2 separate regions of the Homo sapiens genome follow, and region 2 is linked to region 1. The links are chromatin contacts, found by Hi-C or POLR2A ChIA-PET in ENCODE. All regions are on one chromosome and are shown on one strand. Each heading gives the region's core, a stretch centred on a gene start or an enhancer-like site at or near the end of the contact. The rest is flanking DNA. Distances are from core to core; before and after follow the strand shown.

The links. Hi-C counts contacts between places; a loop is a spot of excess contacts on that map. ChIA-PET counts read pairs that join two places held with the same protein, here RNA polymerase II (POLR2A). Pooled maps may share reads with other maps.
Region 2: a loop to region 1 is called in a map of PC-3, with 7 times the contacts of the local background. The contact joins two enhancer-like sites. A Hi-C loop is called at or near these places in 16 of 168 maps with a recorded cell type or tissue (Caco-2, G401, IMR-90 and 12 more) and 14 of 50 pooled maps. POLR2A ChIA-PET finds 5 or more read pairs at or near these places in 11 of 52 experiments (AG04450, BJ, H1 and 8 more).

Annotation. Positions count from the first base shown.
Region 1 is chr11:123,115,787-123,123,691 of GRCh38, forward strand. The region is part of intron 1 of CLMP (CXADR like cell adhesion molecule); the gene reads right to left. Among named protein-coding and RNA genes, the nearest start is that of HSPA8, 58 kb to the left of the region's middle. Within about 2 kb of position 2,970, at least 6 of the 41 ENCODE cell types and tissues checked have a DNase peak (open chromatin) inside an H3K27ac peak, as active enhancers do; they include PC-3, PC-9 and mammary epithelial cell, where a contact is called at or near this core.
Region 2 is chr11:123,168,036-123,175,103 of GRCh38, forward strand. All of the region lies in intron 1 of CLMP (CXADR like cell adhesion molecule), which reads right to left. Among named protein-coding and RNA genes, the nearest start is that of CLMP, 24 kb to the right of the region's middle. RefSeq lists enhancers at 98-794, 829-1,661. Within about 2 kb of position 5,421, at least 10 of the 41 ENCODE cell types and tissues checked have a DNase peak (open chromatin) inside an H3K27ac peak, as active enhancers do; they include PC-3, PC-9 and mammary epithelial cell, where a contact is called at or near this core.

The DNA of each region.
Region 1 (7,905 bases), core at 1,720-4,219:
TTTTATATTATCTATTGCTGCATACCAAATTGTCCCAGAACTTAGCAGCTCGAAACAATAAACGTGTTATCTCATAGTTTCTGTGGGTCAGGAATCTGAGCATGGCTTAGCTGGGTGGCTCTGACTCAGGGTCTCTCATGAAATACAAACTGTTGGATGGGGTTGTAGTCTCATCTGAAGGCTCGCATGAGGTGGAGGGAGATTTACTTCTAAACTCACTCATGAGGTTGTTAGCAGCTTTCAATCCTCACCATATGGACCTCTCCACAGGGCTGCCTCACCACACGGCAGCTGGCTTCCCCCAGGGTAGGTGATGCAAAAAAGAGCACAAGATGAGACGTCTCAGAGGAGACGTCTAATCTCTGCTGCCGTATTCTACTTGTTATAAGCAATTCAATAATTCCAGCCCACACTCAAGAAGAGAGGAATATTAAGAGGCAGGAATCATTAGGTGCAATCTTAAAGGCTGCCTACCACACACTTTAATAAAGCCTTAAAGGCCTGGCATGGTGGCTCACGCCTGTAATCCCAGCACTCTGGGATGCCGAGACAGGCGGATCACCTGAGATCAGTAGTTCGAGAGCAGCCTGGCCAACATGATGAAACCCTGTGTATACTAAAAGTACAAAAAATTAGCCAGGCATGGTGGCAGGCACCTGTAATCCCAGCTACTCAGGAGACTGAGGCAGGAGAATCGCTTGAACCCAGGAGGTGGAGGTCACATTGAGCCGAGATCACACCACTGCATGCCAGCCTGGGCAATAAGAGTGAAACTCCATCTCAAAAATAAATAAATAAATAAAGCCTTAAAAATTATCCATATGTGTCCTCTGCCTCCCCACTCACAATAACAATCATTGTCTTCTTATAGAATTAAAAATGCTTTCACAATTCACTAGATTTTTGGCAACCACAACATCTCGTAAGAGTAGGTTATGACATGAATTCTTCTTTCTGTTTTACAGAAATGTAATAAGCTTGATATGACCACTTTTATGTTTGCAAAGCACTTTTCAGATTTCACAATTCTTTTTCATACATATTTTGAGTTTTATTATGCAGAATAAGTGAGAATTGTAGTTTAGTGTTATTTCCCTATGACAAATTCCAGGAAAATATATTATCAGGGTGGCATGAACAACGTTATAGTTTATATTATTTATAGAGGATAAAAGGTCTCAGCCAGGCATGGTAACTCACACCTGTAATCCCAGCACTTTGGGAGGCCAAGGCGAGTGGATCACCTGAGGTTAGGAGTTCGAGACCAGCCTGGCCAACATGGTGAAACACCATCTCTACTAAAAATACAAAAATTAGCCAGGAGTGGTGGCGGGTGCCACCCTGAATACTCTGAAATACTAATTTCACAGTATTATCTGATAATACTCTGAAAATTGTAAAATGCATATAATATACCAGTCACTGTGCACTAAGGGATATAAATATATATGTATATATATAATTTCATTTAATCAGAACAATCCTACAAAGCAAAATTTTGCCTCATTTTACAGAGTAAAACCTGAGACTTAGAAAGGCCTATTTGCTAAGATCTAAGAGATAATAATTGGTAGAGCCAAAATTTCAACTAAGTTTGACTTGAGACCTTTTATCTTTTTTAAAAAATTTTTTATTTTTTATTTTTTATTATTATTTTTTAGCCAGAGTGTTGCCCTGCTGCCCAGGCTGGAGTGCAGTGGTACGATCTCAGCTCACTGCAGCCTCTGCCTCCTGAGTTCAAGCAATTCTCCTGCTTCAGCCTCCCAAGTAGCTGGGATTACAGGCACTCGCCACCATGCCTGGCTAATTTTTGTATTTTTAGTAGAGATGGGGTTTCACCATGTTGGCCAGGCTGGTCTCGAACTCCTAACCTCAGGTGATCCACTCGCCTTGGCCTCCCAAAGCACTGGGATTACAGGCGTGAGCCACCATGCCTGGCTGAGACCTTTCATCCGCTATAAATACAATAAACTATAATGCTGTGCGTGCCACCCTGATAATAAATTTTCCTGTAATTTGTCATAGGGCAATTTTTACAAAAGCTGTACCATCCTGATCTTAGCAGGAAAAAAGGAATTATCTTCAAAGAGTATGGCAGGTAGAATATGAAAGGCAGTAATTCACTCTCTTTATGGCATTTGTGTACAGCACTAAAGAATGTGGCGGTCTTCCTCCAAGACACTGATGCTACTCACCTATGATCACTGGGGAGAAATCTTTGGAATATATTCTTATGAATGTGTTCATGGAAAGCTGACCATATGCATCATACCATTCATTTAATATACACTTTTTAAGTGGCTTTAAAACAACCAGTGTATAGGTTCGCAAAGACTGCAATAAACTTTTTTTTCTTTTTTTGAGATGGAGTCTCTCTCTGTTGCCCAGGCTGGAGTGCAGTAGCACAATCTTGGCTCACTGCAACCTCTGCCTCCGGAGTTCAAGCGATTCTCCTGTCTCAGCCTCCCAAGTAGCTGGGATTATAGGCATGCACCACCATGCCTGGCTAATTTTTCTTTTGTATTTTTAATAGAGACAAGGTTTCAACATGTTGGCCAGGCTAGTCTCGAACTCCTGACCTCAGGTGATCTTCCTGCCTTGGCCTCCCAAAGTGCTGGGATTACAGGCATAAGCCACCAAGCCCAGCCAAGACTGCAATAAACTTTAATCTGCTTCTTACATCAAATGTGTGAGCAGAACTATAATCAAACTTAGCTCATGCTTGACAAAGAAAATATTGGAGCTTCTTTTCTGCCAGAGACAGATCAGGGCAATTAAAAACCTGGACCTCGATCTGTATGCAACTAAATGATGGTATGCAGATAAATGGACTAACCCAGACTTCCACTTTTCTCATTAAAGTGGCAAGAATAGACCTGGCATTGCAATTTGGCTCCGACACCCAGTTTATATCCCAGCAGAAAATGTCGCGTCTCAGCAAGGGAGGATTTGTAATGCCAAGTCATTTCCCCTGACTTTACTTTCTTCCTGTCCTTCCCTCACACCCAAATGACTCAAATGGCTGCCTCACACTCACGTACTCATTCATTCACTCATGTATTTACTCAAATGACCTAACTATGAGTCTTGAGTTTGTCTTGCCAGGGGATTGTCTTCCAGGTGATCTTTGCATTTTCTTTTCTTTTCTTTCTTTCTTTCTTTCTTTCTTTCTTTCTTTCTTTCTTTCTTTCTTTCTTTCTTTCTTTCTTTCTTTCTCTCTCTCTCTCTCTCTCTCTCTCTCTCTCTCTCTCTCTCTCTCCCTCTCCCTCTCTCTCTCTCTCTCTCTCTCTCTCTCTCTCTCTCTTTCTTTTTTTGAGATGGAGTTTCACTCTTGTTGCCCAGGCTGGAGTGCAATGGCATGATCTTGGCTCACCACAACCTCCACCTCCCGGGATCAAGCGATTCCCCTGCCTCAGCCTCCCGAGTAGCTGGAATTACAGGCACGCGCCACCACACCCAGCTAATTTTGTATTTTTAGTAGAGAGGGGGTTTCTCCATGTTGGTCAGACTGGTCTCAAACTCCCGACCTCAGGTGATCCGCCTGCCTCGGCCTCCCAAAGTGCTGGGATTACAGGCATTATTCACCATGCCCGGCTGATCTTTGCGTTTTCATCAGAGCATCAAACCAGTTCTGGCTGACTGCCTTTCCTGTAGACCTGGTGTGCTTACAGGGGTAACGAAGAACAAGAAATCACCCAAGTACTTTAATATCTAAGATGGGCAGTTCACAAATCTAATTAATTATTAGCATCCCTTAAAAAGCTTTTTCGAATAACGTAATGTAAGCATATGGTAAACATTCAAACAGAACAAAATAGTATACAGTGAAAAGTAAGTCTGTCTCACAGTGACCCTCAGTTTTCCTCCTACCAGTTCATATGCATTTTATGTCTCACATTATTTTGTTGTTTTTTTTTTGAGACTGAGTCTGGCTTTGTTGCTCAGACTGGAGTACAGCGGTGCAATGTCTGCTCACAGCAATCTCTGCCTCCTGGATTCAAGCGATTCTCCTGTCTCAGCCTCCCCAGTAGTTGGGATTAGAGGCACACGCCACCAAGCCCAGCTAATTTTTGTATTTTTATTAGAGACAAGGTTTCACCATGTTGGCTAGGCTGGTCTCGAACTCCTGACCTCAGGTGATCCACCCACTCTGGCCTCCCAAACTGCTGGAATTACAGGTGTGAGCCACCGCGCCTGGCATAGGGTCTTATCTTTATTCCTGGAGTTGTAAAATTTTACTATGATGGGTTTTGGTATAAGACTTTTTCCCATTCACTTATTTTGATGTGCCTTTTAATCTAAAGACTCATTTAAATGTCAGGAAATGTTGTTGTACTATTTAAAAATAATTCTGCTGAGTTCAGTGACTCAAGCCTCTAATCCCAGTGCTTTGGGAGGCAAAGGTGTAAGGATTGCTTGAGCCCAGGAGATTGAGACCAACCTGGGCAACACAGTGAGACCCCATCTCCACAAAAATATAAAAGTAATACTAAATAAAAATACAAATAATTCATGTCATTTTCCCTTCTTTTTCATACACCCATCTTTCAGATGTTGGACCTCCTGGATTGATCCTCTATTTTTTTTTAGATCTTTTCTCTCATGTTGTTTGGTTGAGTTGTTCCAAGAGTTTGTCAAGAGATCTCTTGGATGGCATTATAAGATAATTGTTAAAATCAGCAATTCAAATACCAGAAAAATTATTTTCTAGTTCTACAAGCTTGGGCAAGTTCTTTATCCTCTCTTAGTTTTCTTGTCTATAAAATGGAGGAAATAATTGTATTCAATTATTTGATGATTAAATGATGATTATTAAAGCATGTTATGAGAATCGAGTTAGTTTTAATACATGTCTGAAACATAGTAAATGTTCAATAAATTTTGCTATTATTGTTGTTATTATTATCCTATTCTTGTTTGATGGATACAGTGTCTTCCATTATGTCTCTCAGGATATTAATCACAGGGTTCCTTGCATAGTCTTTGTTTCTATTCGCTTTTCTCTTACTTTTCTCAAACGTCTCATGTTATATTCAGAGATACTAAAAAGCTGTTTGGGGCCGGGCGCGGTGGCTCACGCTTGTAATCCCAGCACTTTGGGAGGCCGAGGTGGGAGGATCACGAGGTCAGGAGATCGAGACCATCCTTGGTAACATGGTGAAACCCCCTCTCTACTAAAACTACAAAAAATTAGCTGGGCATGGTGTGGCAGGAGCCTGTAGTCCCAGCTACTTGGGAGGCTGAGGCAGGAGAATGACATGAATCTGGAGGTGAAGCTTGCAGTGAGCCAAGATCCCGCCACTGCACTCCAGCCTGGGCGACAGAGCGAGACTCCGTCTCAAAAAAAAAAAAAAAAAAAAGCTGTTTGGATATGCTGAGAATGAGCAGGACTTGTACAGTGGGCTTCTTTGTAGGCTGTTTGATTGTGGGATTCCCAACGTCAGTGTCTGTAGGCCTTTTTTCTGAAGCTGTTGAATTACTCCAGAGAAAAATTCTTGTTTTTGTTTTGTTTTGTTTTGTTTTGTTTTTGAGATGGTGTCTCGTTCTGTCGTCCAGGCTAGAGTGCAGTGGCACAATCTCGGGTCACTGCAATCTCCACCTCCCAGGTTCAAGCAATTCTCCTGCCTCAGCCTCCTGAGTATCTGGGACTACAGGCATGTGCCACCAGGCCCATCTAATTTTTGTATTTTTAGTAGAGACGGGGTTTCACCATGTTGGCCAGGCTGGTCTGGAATTCCTGGCCTCAAGTGATCTGCCTGCCTTGGCCTCCCAAAGTGCTGGGATTACAGGTGTGAGCCACCTCACCTGGCCAGAGAAAAATTTTAAAATCACATATCTGTCAGTGGGAGGTGGGTAATGGCTGCCAATGTTCTCTGAGCTGGGTGGGTTTAGTGGGTCAGGAGTATACCTATACAGATTCCAGTCCTTGAGCCTTTTAATAAACTGGCTTATAACCACTGGGGTTTCAGCCACTGTGTTTTGGTAAGTCAGTTACCTCTCTTCCACCTGCTTTCATCAGCCAAACATTTGTTGACATTTCTCTTTCACCTTTATTTCCTTCCCCATTTTCAGCCACCTGAGTAGCTGGTACTGACTACAGGCACGTGCCCTTGCGTCCGGCTAATTTTTGTATTTTTTGTAGAGATGGGGTTTTGCCATGTTGCCAGGCTAGTCTTGAACTCCTGGACTCAAGCAATCCGCCTGCCTACGGCCTCCCAAAGTGCTGGGATTGGGAACCACTGTGTCTGGCCCTTTACTTTCATTTTAGTGGGTTTTGGGGAGGAAACAGAGAAAAATACATGTGTTCAATCTACCACATTACCTAAAATATCCGTAAGTGATTTAGGGGGCAGGTACTGTCTTCTAGACTATAGACATTTTCTCTGCTCCGTTTTTATTTTTTAATTTTTTTAGAGATAGGGTCTTGCTATGTTGCCCAGGCTGGTCTTGAACTCTTGGGTTCAAGAGACCCTCTCAAGCTTTCCTAGTACTGGGATTACAGGCGTGAGCCACTGTGCCAGGTACTCTGCTCCATTTTTGAAAGCAACAAAATATTTAATTAGATCTGTGGCTTTTTATCCTCCCACTTCCCCTGTTCAACAGACAGTCATCATTGGCAGGGTTGTGTCTGTCGACTGCGATACTGACTGTGATATTGGCTCTCTAACCCTGGGACAGATAGGACAGTCCTCCGGGAAACAGAACAGCTTGTCCGTGTACTCAGGAAGCTCATGTGGGATACACGGTGGCCACACTCCTACTGGAAAGCTTTTCTGTTGCGACACCCTCTGCTCAGCATGATAGAAAAGGAGAAAAAGCTTTTATTTCCCAATAGGCTCTCTCTTATCCCGAGAACCTTATCTGGGAAAAAGGTAGCAGAGAAACGTGAAAGCAAGTTTCATCAGGAATGAGGAAATTGCCACTCATTTTGCTAATTTTGACCTATGAAACCCAAAGAGAAAACGTGTGTGGGATTTTGTTTTCATGTCTTGTGTTTTTCTTACTTTCCCCCTCTCTTCCTCCCTGTCTTCCCTCCTTTCCTTCTTCCTTTCTTTCTACTCACCAGGCATGTTGTATTTAAGCTATTTTGGTTCAGACTAAGGGAAATGAATCAAGGCTTTCGGAACAAATTAAAGAAGTACACAAATGCTCAGGATGAAGCCTTCATGTCCAATAGAAACGAAGGCCTGCTCTGCTCAAAATAACTCGTTCTTGCACCCTCATCCCTTTTGCTGTGTTTGCAGCTTGGAAACCCTACCAGACACCGAGGCCTTCTTAGGAAAAATATTTGTTTAAATCTTTCGCTTTCTCTGTGGTCTTTAAAAGCCACTAAGCCACTCTGGTTTCTAGTCCAGGAATCAGCTTTTCTGGGCGTATCATATTGCCCAGCTGTGACCCTTCCAGGCACGTGAACTCTGCAGAATTCTAGCAGAGATCTGAAGATTTTTTTCTTTTCTTTCTTTCTTTCTTTCCTTTTTTTTTTTTTTTTTTAAGACAGAGTCTTGCTCTGTCACTCAGGTTGGAGTGCAGTGGTGTGATCTTGGCTCACTGCAGCCTCCACCTCCCGGGTTCAAGCCATTCTCGTGGATCAGCCTCCCAAGTAGCTGGGATTACAGGCATGTGCCACCACACTGGCTAATTTTTGAATTTTTGTAGAGACAGTGCTTCACCATGTTGGCTAGGCTGGTCTTGAACTGCTGGCCTCAAGTGATCTGCCCACCTCAGCCTCCCAAAGTGCTGGGATTACAGGGGTAATCCCACTGTGCCTGGCCAAGGTTTTTGTACATGAGAAATTGGTGGCGAGTCCCATGAGGAAGTGCGGCGTACACACAGGCAGATTTCCTTCACCATTAGTTCCTGTGTCAATCAGGGAACCCGCAATGAGACCATGTATTATGTACAGCA
Region 2 (7,068 bases), core at 4,171-6,670, 55 kb after region 1:
CTGACGGAGGGATGCCAGCCTGCCATGGTCAACAAAGGAATTGGGACCGGGGAAATCCTGTCCTAAGAATCTGAGCTGAAAAGCATGATTGGGGTTAAACATCTGCCACCATCATTTCCTTTTCCACGTTTATTCACTGCCTGTCCCCCCACCCCCACCCCAGGTCCACTAAGTGGTACCTATGCTTTTTCCACAAAGCAGGCTGCAGAGGGAAGGCCATGTATCTGGCCAGGGCAGGGCTAGGGCTGCAGCGTTACACCCCAGAGCTGGGGCCACGGCACTCCAGCTTTGACCAGACAGCATCTAGGGCAGCTGCCCCCCCTGGTTCTTCCTATCTACATCTGGATTCCACTGTCTTCTTTTTGTGGCTTTTCTCTGAAAGCCCTCTCTTCCTTCCAGATTTGGAAATAACTGAGATAGTTGGGCAAGTTAGTTGGGAATGAGGCAGGGATATTCACGGGGAATGAGGAAGCCTTGGGGCTGCTTTTCTCCTTGCCACTCAATTGCCTTGCAGTGTCCCCTGGGAGCCGGGTAGGACAGGGTCGGCTAACCCTGACCAATAGTCAGAACCCTCCAAAACCCATCCTTTTCTTGTCAAAAGCCACCTCCTCCAAGAAGTCCTCTGCAATCGGATCCAGCAGCAACTCTTTCTTGTCCTGCCTCATCTCTGTGGAATTTACAAGGTTCAAATGCTGCTGATTATGTGAGGTGGATGCTGCATCTTAAGTGTATACTTTCTGCTGTTCCTTCTCTATTTTGCATATTGCATTAGATTAGGAGTCCTTTAAGAATAAAATGTTCTGGGTCTCATTCCCCTCAACGCTCTTGCACCTGCCCTCCCTGGGTTATGCAGCATCTACTCCCGGCTTTGCACAGAACGTGCGGCATCCAAGCATTCACTCAGGATTGGGGCATATGAGAGGGTAGTGGGGAAACCCTGCTCTTCAGGGACCCATGAATATGAAAGACCACCATAAGAGAGGGAGGGACAGAACAAAGCTCTGGTCCCTCAAAAGACCAAGTGTCTATTTTTGCACTCTGAAAATGAGGTGTCAGGTCCCTGCTGGGGAATCCCTGGAGGCAGCTGGGCTCCCCAAAGCAGCTGGGCTCCAAATGTCCAGGAGGAGGTGCAAAGAGGAAGAGATTTTGCTTTGGCTCTGAGGGCCTCTGGGATTCCCAGAGGAATCCACAAGCCTCATATATATTTATGTGAACTTAAGATGCTAATGAGCATTGAGGAGCCAAGAGCCCTGCTGGGTTTGCAAGTAACTGGGCCTACTCTTCACACAGTCTTCTTTGTCTGCAAGGCTTCAGGTTCAAATTGCAGATCTGGGTTTTTTTAGCGCAGCTGACATGGAAACCTGCCCAGGCCTACGGCAGAATCACCGTGGGCTCCAGGAGAAAGCTTCCACCCTGCTTCCTTGGACAAGACACTGAGCCTAGGTCTGACTGAGGTCATCTTGTCCATCTTCCAGTCTCCAAGAAGGACAGTGTCCAACCCCTCTTAGATAGGGAGGTTTTTACTCCACTCCTAAGACTTCCCTCTTACCCCATTTTTCATCCATTGCAATCATAGTGTCAATAAAGAGAGTCAAACTTTGTAAAACATTTGAAGAAACATATTCTGAACCAAATAAGAGTGACCATGGCCCATAACACAGCTCTCAGGAGACCCTGACAACATATGCTCAAGGTTGTAGGGGCACAGCTTGGTTTTATCATTTTAGGATACATTTAAGATGTACATTGGTTTGGTCCAGAAAGGTGGGACAACTCGAAGCAGAGGAAGCCGGTGTTGGGGGGTTTGTGGGCGGTGCCTCCAAGTTATAGGTAGATTTAAAATTTTTCTGATTGGCAGTTGGTTGAAAGAGTTTATCTAAAGACCTGCAATCAATAGAAGTGTCTGAGTTAAGGGGTTGTAAAGACCAAGGTTCTTATTATGCAGATAAAGTCTCCAGGTACGGCTTCAGAGACAATTGATTGTAAATTTCTTATCAGACTTAAAAAGGTGCCAGACTTTTAGTGGATTCTCTCTTTGATCAGGAAAAGGGTCTGGAAGAGGAAAAGGAAATTCTCTATAGAATGTAGACTTTTAACCCCAAGAGATGACTTTGTAGGGCAATTTCAAGATCTGGCAAGGAAATATATTTGGGGTTAAAATATTTTCATTTCCTTCCTTATTTGTTATGTGATGTGCCCGAGTCAGGTTGGAAAGCAGGCCACATTATACAGGGTTAAATCAAATCCCTCTGATGAGACTTCATGGTTTGTAGGGCAAACTCCCCAGGCCTCTTAGGTAGTAATTTGGGAAAGAGAAGAAAACAGGTCAGAGTTTAGTCCTCAATAACGATCTGTGGAAGTTCCTCCTTTTGGCTAACTTAAGTGTTGTGTTGCACATGAAACCTGCTTTTTTTTTTTTTTTGAAATGGAGTCTCACTCTGTTGCCCAAGCTGGAGTGAGGTGGCACGATCTTGGCTCACTGCAACCTCCACCTCCCAGGATCAAGTGATTCTCCTGCCTCTGCCTCCGGAGTAGCTGGTACTATACGCGCAGGCCACCACATCTGGCTAATTTTTGGTATTTTTAGTACAGATGGGGTTTCACCATGTTGGCCAAGCTGGTCTCGAACTACTGAGCTCAAGTGATCCACCCCGCTCGGCCTCCCAATGTGCTGGGATTACAGGCGTGAGCCACCACGCCCAGCCGAAGCCTGCTTTTTCTTGCTGCTGTGAGGCATGAAGATCAGCTCGTTGTCATCCTATAAAGACTGTTTGCTGGCATTAATACTCCCTGCTGCCTCCTTGGTCACAGCTTAATAACCAGTTTCTTTATCTGTTCATCACGGGGCGAGGACTCTGTGCCAGGCACTGGGCAAACCAAGACGAATGAGTCTCAAGACTTCATCCTTAGGATCATATGATCTTATGTGGGGAGACGTTCGAATACATTTATCACAACATATTATGATATTTGTTAAAACCAGGGTATGAGCAAGGTCTCTGGGGACCACAGCAAAAAGCAACCAGCTCTGCTTGGGGTTGACGGGCAAGGTTTCCCAGAGGGGCTAACCTCTGAGCTTGGCCTTAAATGCCAAGTAAGCATTTCCCAGGTAGAAAAATGGGGAAAGGGTGTCATTCTAAGTAGAGGGAAGAACAAGCATGAAGACCAGAAGATCTGAAAGGGTCTGGCCTGTGTGGGGAACAGCAAGTCACACCAGGGAGTCTAAAGGGTTCTCCTAGTTTAAAGACACCAAGTAGACAAAGTCTGCATTAAGCTAAGGGCTAGCTGGTCCCTTAGAGTCCACAGAAGGTAACCTTGGAGACAGCAGGCTGGAAAGGGAGTGGGACTGGAGAAGGGAGGGTATTTGGGAGACTATTCCCTAAGATTTTTTTTTTTCTTTTCTTTTCTTTTCTTTTTTTTTTTTTTGAGACGGAGTCTAGCTCTGTCACCCAGGCTGGAGTGCAGTGGTGTGATCTTAGCTCACTGCGACTTCCACCTCTTGGGTTCAAGCAATTCCCTTGCCTCAGCCTTCCGAGTAGCTGGGATTAACAGGTGCGTGCCAACACAGCCGGCCAATTTTTGTTTTTTAGTAGAGACAGGGTTTCACCATGTTGGCCAGGCTGGTCTCGAACTCCTGGCCTCAAGCGATCCGCCTTCCTCGGTCTCCCAAAGTGCTGGGATTGCAGGCATGAGCCACCGCGCTCGGCCTGTTGGAAGACTGTCGTACTAATTCAAGCAAGAGAGAAAGCCATTTAAGGACGAGTGGCACTTAGACATTTAGATGTTTAAAGTAATACTTTAAAAATAGAAGTTATACATACTTGTTATACAAAACTTGGATAATAAGGACAAAAATAATGAAGAAAATAACAATCATCTGTGTTGGCTCTTAACATTTCAGTGCAGATTTCCTTCCAGGCTGTTTTCTAAGCATTTATACATATTCACTGTAGAGATTTTACTATACTGTATATACAATTCTGTATTTTTTTTTTACTCAACATTATATTATGAGCATTTATCCAAGTCATAAAATTTCTTTGTCATCTGTTTTACGAGCAGTGTTATATTTGATTATATAGATTCATGAATCCTAATTTACTTAGCCACTTTCTTTCTATTTTATTTTTCTTGAGATGGAGTCTCGCTCTGTTGCCCAGGTGCCTCCTGGGGTCAAGTGATTCTCCTGCCTCAGCCTCCCGAGTAGCTGAGACTACAGGCACCCACCACCACGCCTGGCTAATTTTTTGTGTTTTTAGTAGAGACGGTGTTTCACTATGTTAGCCAGGATGGTCTCGATCTCCTGACCTTGTGATCCACCTGCCTCGATCTCCCTAAGTGCTGGGATTACAGGCTTGAGCCACCGCACCCAGCCTACTTAGCCACTTTCTTATTTTGAGATGTTAATTTGTGCCAGTGTTTATGTTGCAATAAACTTTTATTGTTTATTTATTTGCTTTTTTTTAGACAGGGCCTCTCTCAGTCATCCAGGCTGTAGTGCAATGGCACCACCTTGGCTCACTGCAGCCTCAACCTCTTGAGCTCAGGTGATCCTCCCATCTCGGCCTCCCATGTAGCTGGGACTATAGTCGTGAGCCACTATACTTGGCTAATTTTTTGTTAATTATTTTGTAGAGACAGGTTTTAGCCGTGTTGCCCAGGCTGGTCTCAAACTCTTGGGCTCAAGTGATCCACCTGCCTTGGCCTCCCAAAGTGCTAGGATTACAGGTGTGAGCCACCACATCCAGCCAATAAACATTTTTTTACATTGTATTTTATTATGTCCTTAGCATAGATTTCTAACAATGGAATTATTGGGCCAAGGCTATGAATGGTTTTAAAATTCCTGAAGCTGACTTTTAAATGTTTTTTAAAGAGGTTTGTGCTGTTTGCACCCCACTAATAATGTATGAGCACTTCCAGAGGGATGTTTCTATAAGGGCCATAGTATTTTCCTTGTCACCATTTTGCATGACACCTTTTCAGGATGCATGAGATGTCACACCTTGCACCCTTAGATACAAACCCAGAGCTTCACTCTCAAGGTTAACATCCTCTTTTCCTAGACTTCTCTAGAACAATTATTAGTAAAAGCAGATATGGTTTGCTTTAATCTCTTACAAAGAGCTCGGTTCTGGGACAGGATGGTAGGTAAGATCCCCTGTTGGGAACAAGCCAGTGCCAGCTGCAGTGCTGATATGACAGCATGTGTAATTTCCCATGATATGAGACTGTTTTATGGCTGGAGCCAGCACATAGCCTGGGTTTTCTTGGAGAGTCCCTGTTCTATCCTGTTATTCCAAAAGTATTCTCAAGCCAGTCAGACCACAAAGTGACTTCTATTTGTAACACACAGTCTTACATGAATGCATTCATGGACACATGTAGATGTGGGCCGACATTCCTTTTTATACATGCCAGATGGAAGTCTGCGTGTAATAACCACAAGGGAATGACTGCATAGTGCCTGGCTCATTACAAAATATTTTAATGCATATGATCTCATCTTGAGGTTTGGGGTGATTAAGGAAAAGAGCACAGGCTTGGCAATAAGGTATATACTAGTTTGTGACTTTGGCCACATTTCTTAACCTCTAAGAGCCTCATCCTCCTCTGTAAAATGGGAGTTAGTGTCCTTGTTTTGCAGATGAGGAAACTGAAGCTCAGGAATAAGTGACTTGCCTAAGATCACAGAGCTGATAAATAACAGCTCTGTCCAGGATGCCGCACTCCTTCACCACATCAAAAAAAAATTCCAGGCCTGGGCTGAGTGCTGTGGATCAGACCTGTAATCTCAACAGTTTGGGAGATCAAAGTGGGTGGATCGCTTGAGCTCAGGAGTTCGAGACCAGCCTGGGCAATATGGTGAAATCTCATCTCTACAAGAAATCCAAAAAATTAGCTGGGCATGGTGGTGCATACCTGTAGTCCCAGCTACTTGGGAGGCTGAGGTGGGAGGACCACCTGAGTCTGGGAAGTTGAGGCAGCAGTGAGCTGTGATCTCGCTACTGCATTCCAGCCTGGGCAACAGGTGGGACCCTGTTTCAAAAAAAATTTTTTTTAATAAAACAAAAAATAAAAATTCCAGGCTTAGAAATTTAAACTTCTTAAGTTTAACCTTAACCTTTCCACCTTACATAGAGGCCAAGACATTGTCCTTCAGAGCAAGCTCTTCCTACACGTAATTACATGCTCCTTCTACTGCACTGTGCTACCTCATATCTCCCTCCACATCAGTTCTTTTGGGAACAGGAAATAGCTTAAAAGTGTTCTGTTTCATACTATGTATAATAGGAAATTCTGATTGTTTCCTTCCTTCTTATTCAGGGAAACAAGATGGTTAATGGGAAGGGATGGCATAGGCAAAGATCATCTGGACTAGGCGACATCCTATCCTGAATCCAGCTTCTCTTCCATCTGGACACTAAAGCTCTATCTCCCAAAATATAATATTTCATATCTAGGCCTGACATTGGGTCTCCTTGAGTTGTTTTGTTAAGCACTGAAAAAATAAATAAAAGAGCCTCCCACTTGCCCACTTGCTGCCTCCTTCCTCCTTTGGAAGATGTGTCTGGTCTCTGGGGAGACTTTTGCAATGGCTGACCTTGCTGGTCTATCCATCTTCTAAAGGCCCTTCTGTCTAGAGGTGGCAACCTAATGTCCTTTATATTCTCTCTTTTTTAAGGCCCCATGAATTTTCTTTAATCTAGAAATTAGGAAGCACTTAGGATTTTTTAAATGGTTATCTAAGGGTTATTTAATTCATCACCCTGTTACTCAACCCAGCATTCCTTCCCTGGATTAAAGCCATCTGGTGTGTGCTCATTGTGAAACATACTAGTGGAATGTTAATGCCTGTATTTTGGAAGCAGAGGCAAGGAAAGAGGGGAAAGGGGCTCTCTATTGCAAAAGTGGTAGCTTTTCTTTGGTGTTTTAGAGACAAGATCTCGTTCTGTCACGCCAGCTGGAGTATGGTGATGCAATCACGGTTTGGTGCAGCCTTAAACTCCTGAGATCAAGTGATCCTCCTGCCTCTGTCTCTCTAGTAGCCGGGACTGTGGGCCTGCA